Linked DNA regions of Homo sapiens: region 2 is linked to region 1. The links are chromatin contacts, found by Hi-C in ENCODE. All regions are on one chromosome and are shown on one strand. The core of a region is the stretch at or near the end of the contact, and the rest is flanking DNA. Distances in the headings are between cores, read along the strand shown.

Region 1 (6,291 bases), core at 3,166-5,665:
AATTTAAAGTGGGACTAGTCAGCAAAGTTGTGTGTTTTGCTCCATTTATTTACGGCTACATGAGTGGGTGTGAGTAGTTGGGCACAAAGTAGGTGGAGAGTTGGATTTAAACAAAGTTGGGCTTTGCAAGAAAGGGAAGGAGATACAAGGGAATAATTATAATTATCAACCATGGAATTTAAGATGAGTAAGAAGAGGTGTGGGGAAAGGTGAGGCATGAACAGATTGGAGGTACTGGTTGGGTCAAAGAATAGCTGGAGTAGGGATTCTAGAGGGAGTAATCTTGGAAAGACAGGCAATAGTGGTCAGGAAGTGAAATGTTTGGGATAGAGATTAGGGAAGGAATGCAATTCTGGTAATGATTAAGTCTAGGGAAGGCTTTCTCAATCTCCGCATACTGACATTTTGGATCAGGTAATTTCTTCTTGTCAGGGGCTGTCCTGTGCATTAGCAGCATCCATGGCCTCTACCTACTCACTAGATGCCAATAATACCAGCCACCCGCCTCACCCAGTTGTGACAATCAGAATGTATCCAGATATTGCAAAATCACCCCCAAGTTGAGAACCACTGATCTAGAATATGATCAAGTGTTTGAGATCACTGGATGAGGTCAATAACTGAGAGCCAGGGAACTAAAATAATCATCAATCAGTATATTGCAATTGCCAAGAACTAAATAGGAGTAGTGCTAGAGAGAGTGACAGTGAGCAGGAACCACAATTAGTCAAGGAATGAAGCAAATGTCAGTAGATGACAATAATTAAGAGGAGTGGGTGACATAATCTGATGGCAAGACAAAGCTGATGATATACCAGCTTCACAGTAGTGGTAAAGCTGGTATTAGAACTGAGGCTTCTTTCCTAGGGCTTTTAAAAATGTCTAGAAGGTGGGCAGACACCTCCACATGATTTCATGTTCAATTAAATTAGACTCACAGAGTCAAAAATAGGGGTCAGTCAAAAACAATTGGCACCCTTTCTGACTGCCATATATAACAAACAGCTGAAGGCACATATTTTTGGCTGAATACCATCCTAAAAATAGGACATAACATCTTGGTTTGAAAAAAAAACCCTCAATTTTCTTTCTGGCCCTTAAAACTTTTATGCTGCTTTTGATTAGAAAAGAAACATCTTTTCTTAAATGACTGCATTTATCTGTTTGCTACAGAGCAATCATAACTAACATTCTCCTTAGATAACCAATCAACTTTATTTTCACATAGTCTAATCATCAAGGAGAACAAAAAGACCTTAATATTAAATGGACTGATTGCAATGTTCTCCAACTGTGCATCACCTGCTCCTCTCACTGCCACCTGGAAAGACATCAACTAACCAGACTGCAAGGAGGTTTAGAGCAAATGCCCAATTTTCATCTCCACCTCCTAAAAGCATATTCACAGGGAAATGCTTGTTGAAATTATAGAAGCAGTTTCAAGATGGGATTTATAACTATACTGTCATTTATTAAGTTCTTCCAAATGCACTCTCACTGCAATAATTAAGACTTTGGGGCTGGGAGGGGTGGCTCATGCCTGTAATCTCAGTACTTTGGGAGGCCAAGGCGAGTGGATCACTTGAGCCCAGGAGTTTGAGAACAGCCTGGGCAACATGGCGAAACTCTGTCTCTACAAAAAAAAATACAAAACTTAGCCGGGTGTGGTAGTGTACTCCTGTAGTCCCAGCTACTCAGGAGGCCGAGGTGGGAGGATCAATTGAGCCCAGGAGGTGGAGGTTGCAGTGAGCCGAGATTGTGCCACTACACTCCAGCCTGGGTGACAGAGCCAGACAGACCCTGTCTCAAAAAATAAATAAATAAATAAAAGACTTTAGGCCACAGGGACACCAGATTCACTGAACCTCCACAAGCCCATCTGCAGAATTCTACCTTGTTATGGTTGTACTGAATTTAAATTTTATAACACATAAACATGAAGAACAAAGACGGTGTCGAGGAAACACATGATGCTATCACCCACATCCTGTTCAACTTTACAGATTACCGAATCCAATATTAAAGTTAACGTAAAACACAGGTGAAATGCTCCCATTTCAAGTTCCAAATTAGGCACTGGTCAGATCTCACTAGTGGTATAATTATTAGACTTTTACATAGTGCTATTAAAATGACTCAGGTATTTTTATATATTATTTCTAAACTGGATGCTTTCCTATTAGGAAATGGAGACAACAAGATCTTCAGAGTATTAACCAGGATTTAAATCTCAGCTTTATCACATATCAGCTGTGTTATCTGCTTACGCTATTTGGTTTCATTTTCTTTTTCTTTTTTTTTTTTTTTTTTTGAGATAGGGTCTCGCTCATGGCCCAGGCTGGAGTGCAGTGGTGTGATCTCAGCTCACTGCAACCTCCACCTCCTGGGTTTAAGCCACCCTCCTATCTCAGCCTCCTGAGTAGCTGGGACTACAGGCAAGTGCCACCACACCTGGCTACTTTTTGTATTTTTAGTAGAGACAGGGTTTTGCCATGTTGCCCAGCCTGGTCTTGAACTCCTGACCTCAAATGACCTACCTGCCTCGGCCTCCCAAAGTGCTGGGATTACAGGCATGAGCCACCAAGCCTGGCCCTGGTTTTATTTTCTCACTTGTTAAATGGGGATAATACTAACATAACAGTTGCTGTGAAGAAAAAATTGCCTATAATATGAACAGCATACTTCTGACATATAGTATTTGTTCAATAAATGAACAATAGTCCTCTTAATTTGTTGTTAAAACAAACAAAACAAGCTTCAGAAAATGGAAATACGATAACCTTATAGTCAGGCCTCTCCTCTTGAAAGATCAAAAAAAATTCTGATTATGTTACAATAGATCATCAAGTTGGGCTTACAGCTATTTTAGTCTTCGTTTATAATTATAATATAAATGAACACAAAGAGCAGATGCATACCTTCCAAACTTTCTTGTTCATCCGAGGTGTAAGTGTCCATCTGACTTTGTTCCCGTAAGAAACGAATAACTGCATAAACCAGGTGCTTGATAGATGACATTTTAGAAGCTTAAACACTTTTCCTTGATAAGAAAAATGAAAACACTGAACTAAGTTATTTTAAAGAATCAGTCAGGAAAGTCATAAATTACAAAGATGATATGGGTTATAAAGTGTATTAAAGGTAAAAACAAAACACAAAACTGTATGACCTTTCATCTTTTCTCTTTGTAAAGAGTCAGGAGAGCACAAAGTATTGTGAAGGTAATTTATTACATATTTTCATTAATACCCAGTGGTATACGAGTATGTTAAATCTTGGAATAAGTAAAAATGTCTTCAAAACATGTACAGCATAAGCTTAGACTGTCACTGCATATCTCACCATACAGAAATCCCCTAAAGGCCTCAGTACTAAGTTAAGAGGCATTTCATACTGCTGACTAAAAGCTGATGTATACCAAGCATCTTCCTCTTTTTCATGGGATCTAAAAAAAGTATTAATAATGTACACTCTACCCACTTTTGTAGGTTGAGAGTTATTTGATGAGGAAACACATTCGCGAAAGGTTATTCAAGTGGTGAGTGTCGTTCTTAATAAAAATGGCATTTCTATTTAATCAGCAGACATGTCAGGAAATCGCTGCCCAAGTCGATGGATACTACAAGCCGACCGGCGCTCCCTGCAGAGGCTGTGCTCTCGTGGACAAGCTGGAAGCTCCCGGTCATGTTCATTCACATGGAATACTATCGCATCCAAACAGTGGCGCAGGGCCAGGCGGCATTCATGGCTGATTTCCACCAAATCGCATCATCCATCTGCTCCCCAGGTTCCCTAATTCAAAGCCAGGGTGTGGTACCCGCCGCTATAATGTTTATTATTTGTGTAGTTATTTTAAAGGCGATGTCAGCCTCTAGGCCACGGGGTCATAAGCACTAAATAAGGCCCCAGGGCAGAAGGTAAAAACAGAATGGGGGGAAAAGGGGTGAGAAGAGGGAAATAGGCTTCTCCCCCTTCCTCTCCCCAGAGCGCATCGAGCTCCCCCTCCCTTCCGTCCTCCCTCAGGTACCCGGCCTCGCCTCGGCCCTGCCCGGTGTGCAGCGGGTGCCGGTGCGGGCCCCGGTCCGGAGCGGCGGGAGGCGCACCCTTGCCAGACAGAAGCCCCTTACCAAGCAGGAGGACGCGAGACGACTGCTGCTGGCCCGCGGGGTTCCGTAGGCAGGCCCGCCCGACCCCTGGTCCTCGGGGCTGGAGCCCGGCTCGGGATCGCAGCACTGGTCGCGGCGGCGCAAACTTCCCCGGCCCCTAGGCCGTAGACCCCAGAACCCACCAGGCTGTGCTCTCTCTCAGGCGGCAGGGTCTGGCCAGCACCGCCCCTGGGGCGGGGCCGGACGCGAGGGCTGGGGCGGGGCCAGACACGCGAGCTGGGGCGGGGCACGGCGCGGGGCGGGGCTGGTAGGCGCCGGCGTGGAGCTGCCGCACGTGGGAGGGCGCTGGCCAGGCAGCCACTGTGGCCTCTGCGGCTAGGCCGGCTCGAGACTCCCGGGCGCCCAGGCGCTGCCGCCCGCCTCGCCGCCCCACGCCGAAGGACCACGCGCCCGCCGCCGCCAGCCTCTCAGCGCTCCCATGATCGCCCGGTGCCTTTTGGCTGTGCGAAGCCTCCGCAGGTACCTCCAGCGCGCGGGTTAACCTTGGCCGTGGGCAGGGCGGGGTCTTTCGCCGTGTGGTGCCTGGAGCCCGGACCCACCCCTTCCCGACCGCGCCTCTCCGACGCTCCCGGGACGCACCCTCCCCGCGGCTTGCAAGGTGGACCCCTGGGGGACACCTGGCGCGGCCACCTGGGGCCACCTTTCCCGCCTCCGCTCCCTCGGGAGGACGTCCATTCCTCTTTGTTTGGGACTGCCTCAGCCGCAGTCAGCGAGGCTGGTCACAGACGCGGCCCAAAATGAATGCAAATAGTTTGGATAAGAAAATCATTTCACGTTCAATCCCAATGCAGAACTACAGACCTGTCATTAAAAGTGCCGCAGCTGTGGACTCAGAACAATTGTGTTTGCTCCTCGCGCCCATTATTAGCATTCCAATCGTTTAACATCCACCCGAGATGAAACCTCTTTGGTGGTGTTGCTTGTTTCCGTCCATGCTCTCTGACTTCCTTTTTTATTTTCCTCCTCCCCATAAAACAAACATTCTGCCTCTTGCCGGTGCAAATTGACTTGGCCCAAAATGGAGAAAATGATCGCTTGGACACGGCTTTGGGCAGCCTGAGCTGCTGTTTTGGATTGCTTCCTAGCCCTCTAACCACACCCCACTGCAACAGACCAGTAGCAAGATGGTGAGGGAATTAAATTCTTTGCACGGATGCGCTGGTTTTCGGAAACAATGCCGCCACCATCCCCGTTTCCAAATCTGCCCAGAACTGTAAATCCAAATGAAGATTCAACAGAATAAAGAAAATGTGTGCTTCTTGCTAGCTATCAACAAAACTACTTTGTAACATGTCAGCATTTAAGCTTTCTACAGTTCCCTTTTGCACATTGCCACTCGTCTGTGTGGATGGAGCTTTGTGTTGCTCAGTCCGTAGAGTTAGGGAGCAGGCAGGCGACAGTGGTTAATTACAAAGAGTTAATGTGGTGATTGGTGACCATATTTCAGCCTGTCGTTTTTTGCTAGTCTCCAGGCTGCAATCGATATAGCTGTCAAATGAAGTTATACCAAGAAATGAAGACTTCACATAATGCAGGGGTGAGAGGAGGGAATAAATCTTCATATAAGAGCAATTCTCGGCCGGGCGCTGTGGCTCATGCCTGTAATCCCAGCACTTTGGGAGGCCGAGGCGGGTGGATCACGAGGTCAGGAGATCGAGACCATCCTGGCTAACACGGTGAAACCCCGTCTCTACTAAAAAATACAAAAAATTAGCCGGGCGTGGTGGCGGGCGCCTGTAGTCCCAGCTACTCGGGAGGCTGAGGCAGGAGAATGGCATGAACCCGGGAGGCGAAGCTTGCAGTGAGCCGAGATCGCACCACTGTACTCTAGCCTGGGCGACAGAGCAAGACTCCGTCTCAAAAAAAAAAAAAAAAAAAAAAGAACAATTCTCAAACTTTTTATTCTCAGGACCCCTTTACCTTTCAAAAATTACCGTGGACCTAAGAGCTTCTGTTTGTGTGGTATATCTGTCTATATTTACCATATTAGACATTAAAGCTGGAAAAAAATTAAAGTAGTTGTTAATTTACAAAACTAATAAATAGGCTAGGTGCATAAATAGTGATTTTAATGAAAAATAACTATTTTCCAAACCAACCCCCCCGCCCCCCAATCAGTGAGAAG
Region 2 (5,916 bases), core at 1,332-3,831, 7.8 Mb after region 1:
TTAGCTGTGTGACCTGTAGAAGTTACTCAATCCCTCTGAGCTTCCGTGTCATTTATAAAATAGGGATATCACCATTAACCTTATAGGGTTCTGGTAAAGACCAAATGAAATACTGTACAGTGATATTCTCACCTCCATCATTAAATTCCAATACATTTTAGTTACTGTTTCTCCCATTTCCTATATCTGAATATCACCAAATGGATAAAAGATCAGGCTAACAATGAAAATAAACTTTAATCTCTTACCTAAGGTTAGTTCTTTAATATGCTATGTTTATATAGGTGGCCCTTAGTTTGAATTTAAGAAATGATAATTCATGTTGTATCCAAGTTTATTGGCATTGTCATCTATAACACCTGTGATTCCTAGACCATGAAAGGCTTTACAAAGCTTTGGTTTTGATGAACTGAAGGTACATTTATGAATTTTTGTTCCGATTAAGCATTAGCAACTTAATGTAGGTTTTCATGAAAAATAAAGTAGGTAGATTATGGATTGGCTTTCCAAGATGTATAGTTGTCTTAGATACATTATCATTTGGGACAGAAAGGAAATTAATAACATCCAGTTAATTTTTTCATGTTAGGGTTAATTGCCTCTTAGGAATTTTGAGAGGGTGCAGGGTGTTTCAAAATTGGAATTGGAATTAAAAGAAAAATGCATTAGGATCGCAGTGGAGCAAGGGTCGCGAAACCATACATTTACAGATAACCACCTTCTACAATTTTAAAAACATTTTCAAAGATTAGTCTTTATAACAATCCTTTGAGTAGGCAGGTCAGGTAATCATATGTCCACCTAGGAGGGGTAAAAAAGGAAGCTCATGAATTATGAGGGCTTACTCAGCTCTTCTGACTCCATCACTCTGACCATTAAAATGAGGCAGCCCTAAACAAAGCCAAAATCTCCACGAGAGAGTTGAATAAATAACACATAGTATAGTAAGGAAAAAAAAAAAAAGCAGGAAGTAAGAAGGTTAATACATTTGGGCAAAAAGAAGGAAACCAGAAAAGAAAATTAGTTCAGTGATTCAAAGGGAGATGGATGTGCAATGCATTAGTCCATGCGTCTTAAAAGGGACTGGACAATGTGAACTGTGTTTCCTGAGGGAAGAACCATCTCCCCCTTTCTCCTATCCAGCGGTTGGCTAAGTGCAACTCCCCTAAGCTCTCTGAGCACCCTGCATGTATCTGTATTTTAGCATTCACCATCCTTTTGACAATTTCCATTTAAATAACAGCTAAATTGAAAACTCCCCTAGGATGGGGACCACTCTTACTAATTTTTGCACACAGAACAGTACTTGGTCCTACCAGGTGCTCCATAAATGTTTTCTGATCTTAACTTTAACAATTTTTTCCATATTCTTTTCTATTTCTAACATTTGCTGATTAGACCTGGCTTTCCACTCCCAACATCGCTACTAACTAGCTGGCCACTCCTGGACAAATAAATAATACAAGTTTTCTGAAATTCATCTATTATAAAAAGGTGTTGAAATAGGCCTTTCTAATATTCTTTCCAGCTCTAAACAGCTTCCATGTTACAAATCAGGGTTTATAGATGGAATTACAGGTCTTCGAGAGGAGAATAGCAAATGTGCTTAGGCGAAGGGGGTGGGTGGAAAATGAACGCTTATCTTGGCACAGCAGTTTAACGAGAGGAGAAGCAAAGTTGATTGGTAGGCCAAAATTTTGAAGAACAGGAGAGGGAGGCGGGGGTGAGGGGAGTGGGGTAACAGGACTTAGAAGAGGTGGTGGTGAGAAAAAGGGGGTAAGGCAATCGATAGCTAGGTTCACCTCGATCTGTCAGAGCCCAGGGATGAAGGGATAGAGAGTCTACGGAGATAAAGTGGGCAGCTATGCTAGTTCCTGTGGATGCTAATAACAGGAGCCCCTCGTTTCTTCCTGATCCTGGAATTATTCTACAAGGAGAGGAAGGTGCTATGAAAATAAATGATGCCTCACAGGCGACAGGTGTCCCAGCGTCCCGAGACAGGAGCCCGCTGTCTCCCGCTGGAGGGGAGACTCTTGCAGGAAAGAAAGTCCGTTCTGTCGCCACCGGCCAGCTGTGCCCGAAAAGTCCCAGGAAGAAACTCTCGCTCATCCGCGGCGAGCGGATCCCGGGCACAGGGGCTGGAGGCCGACCCGGTGAGAGTGCAAGGTCTCGCGACCACCGACGACAGCAGACAGCGAGTCGGGCCTTCCCATCTGAGGCCAGCTTCAGTACAGGCCTCCAAGCCCGGGCTTGTTTTGGCCGCGACGTCACTTCCGATTTCTTCTTTCGCCTTCTGGCTAAAAAACGTTCCGCAGCAATGCAGCTGAAACTTTCGGGTTTTCTTTTTTTTGTCCCTCTCTCCTTTTTTTTAATATTTTTGTTTTTGCCGCCTTTACGCTCCGAGGCCCATCCTGCCGGAGTACTACACAGACAGGGTCATTTCAGTTGACGGTTCTGGGTCACCAGAGCAGAGGAAGCCCCAATTTCGCCCTCCGGTCACACCTCCTACTCCAGATCGCCCCGCCCACCTGACCCGCCTCTGCGCCGCCGGGCTGCGTGAGTCTCATGAGCGTGCTCTGGTACGTCATCTTCGCGCGACGTTCGGTTCGCTGTGTGTGTCGCCGGCTCCTTGAGGGTCCATGTGATTTTTACGCCAGTGCTGCTGAACTGTGCAGGGTAGGGAGCTGGCACAGTCCGATTAATTGTCCTTGGGTCGAGGTGTCTCGTCGGACCCTTTGGGGCTCAGTGGAGGTAGGTGAAGGCGGCTCCCATTGAGGGAAGCCCACACTCACACCCGGCCTTCCTGTGTTAATCTGGCATGCTCTTCTGGGGCTTCCCAGGCTATATAGGAGAGTGGCCAAATTCTTTAACCGGCTCAAGTTCCCCTCAATTAAGCTTCGACCTAGGTTCTTCTCTGCGATTACACCCTTTCCTGTCCACCGTTGTTAGTTCCCGGAGTAATCAGCAACTCTCCAAGGCAATGGACACATTTCCATCTTTGCCTTTGCTTACGAGGCTCCCTCAGGTGAAGTGAACCTAATGGAGTTTTAAAATATTTGGGAGATAAAATCAGCAGATCTTGTTAACTATTTGGATGTTAGGAGTGAGGAAGAAAAGGACACGTCAAGGCTGAGTCTAGGTTAATATCTGGTGCCAGTCACCAGCCAAAATGGAGTATATTGGAGTAAGCAAAGGCACAGACCATGTCTTTATTTCATTCACCATTATAGCCCCAGTGCCTAGAGCAGTGTCCTGCACATTGGTAGGTACTTTAATGAACAGAAGAGTGTTCCCAAAGACCAGTGAAATACAATCATTGGTCATTGTATTTCATTAAAGCACCTTTTAAATATATGTTACACCTATTTATCGTGGTGTTACTAATGTAAAGTTTTCAGGCTTTTTGGAATAGATGATGAGCAGCACCTCTGGAATCATTTACCTGATAACATTGAATCTCTTTTGCAATTGAGTCGTTCTGGAAAAATGTTTTGGCTTGATTGCATGTTATTTAAAAGTTTTATCCTATTCTGCCACTTTAGTGTTGAATTTAATTTCAGGACTGCTTTATTACAGTTTTCTTTCCTACTGTTTAAACCTTTTAAAGTAAATTTAATTTTAAGCTTCTACATTAGAATATTAGCTTTGTGTTTCTTACTTCTTGGCATTTTTAGGCTTTCAGGAAATCAAATCCGTAACTATAATTGTTATAGATTAAATGTCATCTTAAACTTGGTTTCAGGAAACTTGTATTTGCAGTTTCACCTTAATATTTCCTGTTGCCAAAAAATGGACACTCAAAGCCAGCATGATCCTTTTTGGTTTGGCTACTGTAAGGCTGTGCTAGATTTATTCCTAAGTGTTGTAAAATGGTTGGCTAGGTGTGAGAACCTTTGTGTACAGCTGAATAGATGGTGCGATATGATAGCCTTCACTTTAATTATTCCTGCTTCCTATAGATTGCCTTTTCTGGGTTAGAATTAAATGGCTTATTGGTCTCTAATCTATATACTTCCACACAGACTTTTTAAAGAAAGCAGAGTGAAAATCAACTATGTGTACAAGCTTATAATATGTATATAAAATATTTTATTTTTCAGAATTAAGGCAGAGTCACTGTAATTATTTCTAATACCAATTCCAAAATAGTGACTCTTGGACAATAGTGCAATTATATGGAATTATGGCTGGTTATAAGCCTGTAGCTATTCAGACATATCCTATACTTGGTGAAAAAATCACCCAAGATACACTGTACTGGAACAACTATAAGGTGAGTGTGGGACGTAATGAGGGAGAAGGGATTTGTGTTTATGCCAATTTCTCTAGCATATGTTATACTCTGGATGCTCTAACAGAGAATTATTAACTGAAAACCATCTATCAGCAGCTTATAGTTTGGGCAGATAATTTGATATCTATTTTTTCTTGGAATTTTATGTAAAAGTCCATACTGCTTAATCAGATTAACCATACAAATGCCTAGCACAGAACAGATGATCAATCAATGCCAAATGAATTAAATTTTAAAATTTGAATCTCATATGTGTAAAGATGTTTATTGAAGTATTGCTTGTAATAGTAGAAATCTTGAAAAACCCATGTCTATTAGTAGTGGACTGGTATAGTAAATTACAGTGTGCCCTTATAATGGATGGTAAGTCTATTGCTCCTATGAAAGCTAATATGTGTTACTAAGTGAAAAGAAGCAAGATGTGGAACAGCCTACATGGTATGATTATCTTTTTGTTATTTTAAAAGTACAAGTACGTGGTTATTGTATGCTGGTGTAGACATGATAACTTTTTTTTTCTGGTAGAAATCACAGTAAACTCAATAGCTGAAGAGACAGAGTGGGGTGTGGCTTTCTAACCATATGTTTATTTCAGTGGCAACAAGAATAGTCTGGGTGATGAGATATGTACCTTTTTTGCTTTCTTTGTAATTTTATGTTAAATACAACTTAAGAAATGTTACTAAGAACAAAGAGAAACGGTCTGTAAGAAATTATGTAATGCATAAATAGGTCTTACCAGTGGTAACTCTGTTAACACACTATTATTTTTTATTAAGACCCCTGTTCAGATTAAGGAATTTGGTGCAGTTTCAAAAGTAGACTTTTCTCCTCAGCCTCCATATAATTATGCTGTCACAGCTTCCTCAAGAGTAAGTATAATATTAAATTTCTTTATTTTTCTTTTGTATAGTTTACTACTGATCTTGAGCCATCTGGTGAAATACTGTTTTTCATCTTGTAGATTCACATTTATGGCCGATACTCCCAAGAACCTATAAAAACCTTTTCTCGATTTAAAGACACAGCATACTGTGCTACTTTTCGACAAGATGGTAGATTGCTTGTGGCTGGCAGTGAAGATGGTGGAGTTCAACTTTTTGATATAAGTGGGAGGGCTCCCCTCAGGCAGTTTGAAGGCCATACAAAGTAAGAGACAGTTGGTTTCTGTGTGTTCTGGTTTTATTTTGTTGTAAGCTCTTTTTTTCTCTGGACTTTGGTTAAAAAGATAGAGATCAGTTTTATGGAGATTATTTGCCTATAGGTACTATATTTCCTGATTGTTCTAAGAGTGCTTAACTTGGGTTCCGTGGTCCAGTTTCATGGGGCTTATGAATTCCCTAGAATTGTATGTGATATTTTAGGAAATACACGTTTATCTAGGGAGCTACTCTGTAGCTTTTGGTTAACTTTAGTGGGGTCTGTGGCCCAGCTGAGATTATGAATTACTGACCTGAAGACAACCTTACAGCTGGTAATGACAGCTCTATAGGCCTGTACTGTCTTAGAGGCTCTTATGTTGAAGTCAAGTAGGAAGGTGGATTTTCTTCTTGAATTTATAGTGTTTTGCCCCTTAATAAATTAAGTGGCCATCACAATTTTATATTATAACTTTGTTTTCA

The links. Hi-C counts contacts between places; a loop is a spot of excess contacts on that map. Pooled maps may share reads with other maps.
Region 2: a loop to region 1 is called in a pooled map, with 3 times the contacts of the local background. The contact joins the promoter of UTP15 here to the promoter of NLN in region 1. A Hi-C loop is called at or near these places in 2 of 50 pooled maps.

Annotation. Positions count from the first base shown.
Region 1 is chr5:65,717,790-65,724,080 of GRCh38, forward strand. NLN (neurolysin) reads left to right here and starts at 4,416. Exons shown (of 13, transcript NM_020726.5): 1 at 4,416-4,625. The coding sequence starts at 4,585. SGTB (small glutamine rich tetratricopeptide repeat co-chaperone beta) reads right to left here and starts at 4,320. Exons shown (of 11, transcript NM_019072.3): 1 at 4,128-4,320; 2 at 2,919-3,040. The coding sequence starts at 3,018. RefSeq lists silencers at 1,650-1,846, 3,891-3,940, 4,001-4,050, 4,121-4,730 and enhancers at 5,007-5,828, 5,601-5,680.
Region 2 is chr5:73,563,162-73,569,077 of GRCh38, forward strand. It overlaps UTP15 (UTP15 small subunit processome component), which reads left to right and starts at 2,582. Exons shown (of 13, transcript NM_032175.4): 1 at 2,582-2,751; 2 at 4,101-4,273; 3 at 5,074-5,166; 4 at 5,259-5,443. The coding sequence starts at 4,184. It overlaps ANKRA2 (ankyrin repeat family A member 2), which reads right to left and starts at 2,478. Exons shown (of 9, transcript NM_023039.5): 1 at 1,971-2,478. RefSeq lists enhancers at 1,738-2,292, 1,872-1,921, 1,942-2,151, 2,162-2,721, 2,293-2,847.